Regions from separate parts of the Mus musculus genome. Here region 1 is linked to region 2. Evidence: chromatin contacts called from ENCODE Hi-C or POLR2A ChIA-PET data. All regions are on one chromosome and are shown on one strand. The core of a region is the stretch at or near the end of the contact, and the rest is flanking DNA. Distances in the headings are between cores, read along the strand shown.

Region 1 (2,700 bases), core at 119-2,618, 40 kb before region 2:
TTAACATTCACTATTTTGTAGGACCAAATGGAGGTACATGAACATTAAAACCCAAGTTTTATGTGGTATGTTAAAAAAGCACCTACTGGATTTGTTACTTATTTCAATGTTTGCTTTCATTACTGGGACACAGATTTTTTTTTTTTTTGTATTGTTTGCCAACATAAAATTCTTGTTTATTTCTAACATGGCTTTTGAGGGTTGGGACTCCTGCAATACTTGCATTGTCAAACTGCATACTTCATAAAGTAGGAGGAACACGAAGCAAACAGATCCAGTAAAATAGGAGATGAAGGAAAAAAGAACGCACACACCCCCATTTACTTTCTTACTTCCTATAAATTTGGTTTTACAAAATAAAATAAGCAGTGTTTTGTCTTTGGAGGAAATGAAGTGACCAAATGGAATGCACCCTCATTGTTTTATAAGGGTATTTAAAAGAAAACCCTGATTATGTAGAGAACACACACACAAATACACACCCCACAAAAATCCTTCCCCTCCCTGAACTTTAATGCGTAGCTTTTCATTTTTAACTTTCTTAGGGAAAAATATGATAATCCAGAAAAATCAGTCATGTCTGTTACAGAATAGCAATAGATCATTCTTTGCAAATGACAGAAGCAGGCTTGTACAATGTGTACGGAAATTTTAAGAGAGAGTGTGTGTGTGTGTTGTGTGCTTTAAGCAGAGCACCTAGTGTTGCTTGGTGCTGTACACCCTCAATTGTGCTTGCTTTTTCTAAGTTTAAAGGTTTTGTTTGCTAGTCAGTTATCATCAGAGGCCGAGCAGAATCAGATCTGCTAGTGGCAAACAGCTTCTGCTTACCGTGAGTTTATCAGTTAGCTGTTTTAACCTCCCCTGCCTTGCTGTCCTGCTACTTCGCTTGTCTTAGGAAAAACAAAAAAACCAAACAAACCTGAAACAAGGTTAAAGGAATACAGTTGCCACAAGGGGTGTGTGTGTGTGTGTGTGTGTGTGTGTGTGTGTGTGTGTGTATGTGTGTGTGTGTGTGTGTGTGTGTGCGTGCGCGCGCGCGCGCGCCAGGCGTTCTCTGAGCCCCTCTTTTAAACATCTCAGCTTGTTTACTTTGTTTCAATGTCAGCTCAAGGAGAGCCATTTGTGAAGCATTTAGCTCCCTTGCACAGGATTTGACAGATTGAACAACAATCTTTTCCGTGTCTCTTTTCTCTGATGCATGTCAGGGTCACCTCCAACTAACTTAGTTCTGAACTGCTAGATTGTGTTGTGGAAAGAGCACCCCTTTCTCCCCATTCCCTTTGTCCCCACCTCCTAGTGCATGGTCCAGTCAATAGTACAGTCATTGTGGCCTACTGTCTGCACTGGGTTAACACAGAGCCCAAAGTGGAAAGCTAAAAGGACCTCCTAGGCTTCAGCATGCCCATCTAGATACCTTTAACCAGCATTTGCCTTAGATTTGACTTTACTGTTGAAACTGAAGCTTGGCAGACAGAGCACACTTTTGCTGACACAGACTGGAGTCATCCCTTCGGGTTTTTTTGTTTTTGTTTTTGTTTTTTTTTTTTTCATCCTTTTGTTAAGGCCCCTCTAAAAAGAGGATTTTACCATTCGTTTCAGTCCCTGTTTTTCCTTACTGCGACCTCCAGGATTCCATGCTTCCACAGCTGCCTCTCTTTCCCCCCTTCCCGCGATGCTCCCTGCCCCCTGGCCTTTGGAGCTGGCGCGGACCCGCGAGCCCTGGCACTTTCCCTTTTCCTGGGTTCACCTCCGCTTCCTGCCTGCCCCCTCTTTGCTTGGCTCTGGACCCCCCTCTTCCAAGACCCCTCCCGCCCCGGGTGAGAGAGACAGCCCCGGAGGCCCTCCAGGCTCCCGCCCCCGCCTGGCTCGGTCCTCGGGGATACAGGGCCCCTTCCCAGGCCTCGAGGTTGGCGGTAGCAGCCGAGCCTCCGCCCCTTAGGACGGCGGGCCGGGCGCCGGGTGCCGATTGGCTCCTGTAAGAGCCAATCAGCATGAGTGATGGCCGGGGCGGGGGCGGGGTAGGCTGGGGCCTCGCTGGGAAAGCTCGCTCACCCTTGTGGGTGCTGCAGAGCTCATCCAGGTCCTTCCGCCCCCAAGTCTAAGATGCGATGCGCTCCGTCTCTATAGCATCTCTGCCAGACTCATAAGAATGAAAAACACTCCGCAGCGGGCTGACGGAGGCCGGAAACACCACACTTCCTCTTCTTTTTAATTGAGGAAAAAAAAAAAAATCAGGCCGTGACCATGTGACATACCCCATTTTGTTTTCCTCCTGTTTTTACTATGGTTTACTACGATGCTGTTCCTTCACCTTCCCGTCTCCAGTCTGCACGCAGGAGCGAGTGGCAGACAGCACATGGTGTGGAATTGACAGAGCTAGGTCATGGTTCTCACATTTATGTTTCTTGCTAAAAGGGAGAAGGACACACAAAGGTTGTTAAAGGGTCATTCAGGGAGAAAGACTGCTTTTCCTTGAAAGAGCCCGAGGCTCTTTCCAGTAACTAACAATATACACTTTATTGAGCACCTGCTGTTTACAAAGCACATGAGCTGGATAAGATCAAGGAAAATTGATCTTCCCCACCCCCTTGTGAAGGAACTCAGGAGTGTAGGCTACAGCTTGCACATTGCATCTTCTGAATCATTAGAACGCTAGAAGACAATATGGGGTACCCCTTTACCAAGATTTTGAGAAAGAAT
Region 2 (2,700 bases), core at 47-2,546:
AAACACAGGTTTTCCTATTTCTCTAGCTGCCAAAAGTGATGTCAGTTGTGGTAACGATTGTTACTTCAGTTCCCTGCAGATCCAGGGCCCTCTGTGTGAATGTCTGTTCTGAGCCTCATTCACACGTTGTTATGGAAAATCTGATGATGGTTGTGAAGCAACTGGGTATCCGGACACTTCCTCACATGCCCGGTCAGGGCTTTGCTTTCCTGGAGCCATCAGACTCCAGGGACAGAGCACACATGAGAAACTTACTTAGTGTTTAAGAGCAAAGAAAGGTTTGTGGCAATAGGTCCACATCCTTCCCTTTTGTCCAATTACAGAAACTGCGTTGCAGACATTTTTGCTCTCTCTACACCACATTGAAAAGGGGGCCATGGTGGAATTCAAATCCATTGGTTTGTATCCAAGCCAGATTTATAAACTCTGTGTCCTGTATTTCTGACCATTATAAACAAAATAAAACCCTAACCCAAAAAGTGATATGATGTTTCAATATAAACCTCAGAACTAATTAGAATGTACTTCTAGTAAGAGAGAATAATGTTGTCGAAACAACACCATGAATGTGAAAGAATTCCTGCCCATGACACTTTCGGTCCTGCATGTACCTTAGAGAAAGTTTTCTAAGTCTTGCTGCTTTGATTCTGTCGTGTGTGTGGACATATATATTACTTATGTTATTGCTGTGGCAAAAGCAGCTTAAGGATGGGAGAGGTTGCTTTTAGGATAATGATTCAGGGATATAGTCTATCATGGTGGGAAAGTTCCAGAAGCAGGAACAATAGGCAGCTGGTCCTGTGGCATCCTCAGTCAGGAGGCAGAGAGGGATGGATACTGTTGCTAAGCTCCCTGTATCCTTTTCATTCACTCCTGGATTCAAGTCCACATTTAGGCTGTCGAGAAAGTTCCTCAGCAACATGCACAGAGGTGTGGTGTGTCTCCTTGGTGATTCTAGATTGGTCAAGTTGTCAAAATTTATTAATCATAGTAACGTACGGTATTGATGGAAACATTGAAGGCATTTTGATTTACCGATTTCTAGGAGCACTATTATGCCTTCGGTGCCATTTGCTTTATTATTGTGCTCCCCCTTAATTGATTAAAGGAATGCAAAATGACTTTTTAAAAGTAACTTTAGAAGATTTTAAAATTACTTTTATTTTATGTTTATGAGTGTTTTACCTGCACGGTATGTGCACCATATGCATTCTTGGTGCCTACAGAGGCCAAAGAGGGTGACCAACGCCCTGGAATTGGAGTTACAGATGGTTGTGAATTGCCATGTGGGTGCTGAGATTCAAACTGCCCCCCCCTCCGAAAGAGCACCCAGTGTCCTTAACCCCTGAGCCATCTCTCTAGCTTCAGTTTAAAATATTTTGTTTTTGAGTTTTATTTAATCCATGATTGACTCCAAACCTTTCCTTACTGAGAAGTGAGCATCTCTGTTTAAATTTCTTTTCTCATCCTTAATTATTTTGAGCAGTTTCCAGAGCCTCATGCAAGCCAGGGAAGAAACTCCCCCTTCCCCCATGATGGCAGCACTCACCCTAGCAGGCCACAGAGGAACCAAATGGCTCCATTGCCTCCTTAGTAGATCTTGATATGTCCTTTTAATAAAGCTTGGCTTTCTTCGTTGGTGGTCTCCTGAAGTCACCAGCCCTGCCAGGTCTTTTGTGGCGACAAAGGAGGAATTGGAGCGAGATGGCCTCTCACATGTTGGCACTCCATCCTGGATTTTCTCCCTGGCAACTCTGTGCCCGTCAAGGTCTGGCCAGCAACCTTGTTATTTTCTCCAGCTCGATTCTCCCCATGTGACTGGCAGCAGGCACGAGTGGTATTTAGGCAGGTCCATTAAAGCATTGGTTTGGCCTGCTTGGTTACCCTTTGCCATTTAAGATCATGGAACCCAGGCTTGCCAGCTCAGTCTTGGCCAGTTTGAAAAGAAGTTTTCTTTCTGGAGCTTAAATGCCTTTCCATTTTCCAACATCAAATAGCACTATCTCAGTCCTTACCTCTAACCTTCATTCCACTCTTTCTTTCTTTTGGTGTGATCTCCAGGAGGATTTAGAATAGACAGTACTTTCACACTCTCTATTTTCACCTGCTTCCAGCTTGCCTTGATACTTCCCAACCGCACCTTCTAAAGCCCAAATAGATTCTCCTGTGCACCAAACTTTTGAATCTCTCTGGTCATAGCTTTCCTTTTCCTTACGTGGATGGTTGGCAGGGCTGGCAGAAGGAATGCTCTGGAGTGCTGTTTAGTTCTCTGGTACTTTGTCAGAGTTCTGACTGTCAGTCACAGGATCCTATTAGTGTTGCAAGTCTAGCAAGTAGAGTGACACTTCCATGTCCCCATCTCAGATTGTGTAGTAACAAGTGTTATAACTAAGGGATACCTGTTCGCTGCAAGAACTGCAATGCCATTTGCAACTGGTGTGTTTGGATTTGCTATTCTTTAATTTGGTGGGCTTGTTTACTAGACTGAGGAATGGTTTAAAAAAAAGTTTTCTCAGGGTATGTTGTAGATGAGCATCAATATATCAACATTCTAGAAGATGTGAGTTTTGAAATAGTCATACCAGGTGTTACTATTGCAGCAGCAGCAGCAATGGGGTGGAAGCCAGAGGAATGGATGATTGTGGCATGAACTTGGAAGTAATTGTGTAAATAAGAGAATGGCAGACTTGGAAACTGAAG

The links. A loop is a pair of places that touch in the nucleus more often than their neighbours do. ChIA-PET counts read pairs that join two places held with the same protein, here RNA polymerase II (POLR2A).
Region 1: a loop to region 2 is called in a map of gastrocnemius, with 4 times the contacts of the local background. The contact joins two enhancer-like sites. A Hi-C loop is called at or near these places in 6 of 37 maps with a recorded cell type or tissue (gastrocnemius and heart). POLR2A ChIA-PET finds 5 or more read pairs at or near these places in 1 of 5 experiments (Patski).

What each region holds. Positions count from the first base shown.
Region 1 is chr1:82,282,668-82,285,367 of GRCm38, reverse strand. All of the region lies in intron 1 of Irs1 (insulin receptor substrate 1), which reads left to right. Among named protein-coding and RNA genes, the nearest start is that of Irs1, 7.4 kb to the left of the region's middle. Within about 2 kb of position 1,368, at least 3 of the 3 ENCODE cell types and tissues checked have a DNase peak (open chromatin) inside an H3K27ac peak, as active enhancers do; they include gastrocnemius, where a contact is called at or near this core.
Region 2 is chr1:82,242,524-82,245,223 of GRCm38, reverse strand. All of the region lies in intron 1 of Irs1 (insulin receptor substrate 1), which reads left to right. Among named protein-coding and RNA genes, the nearest start is that of Irs1, 48 kb to the left of the region's middle. Within about 2 kb of position 1,296, at least 1 of the 3 ENCODE cell types and tissues checked has a DNase peak (open chromatin) inside an H3K27ac peak, as active enhancers do; it is gastrocnemius, where a contact is called at or near this core.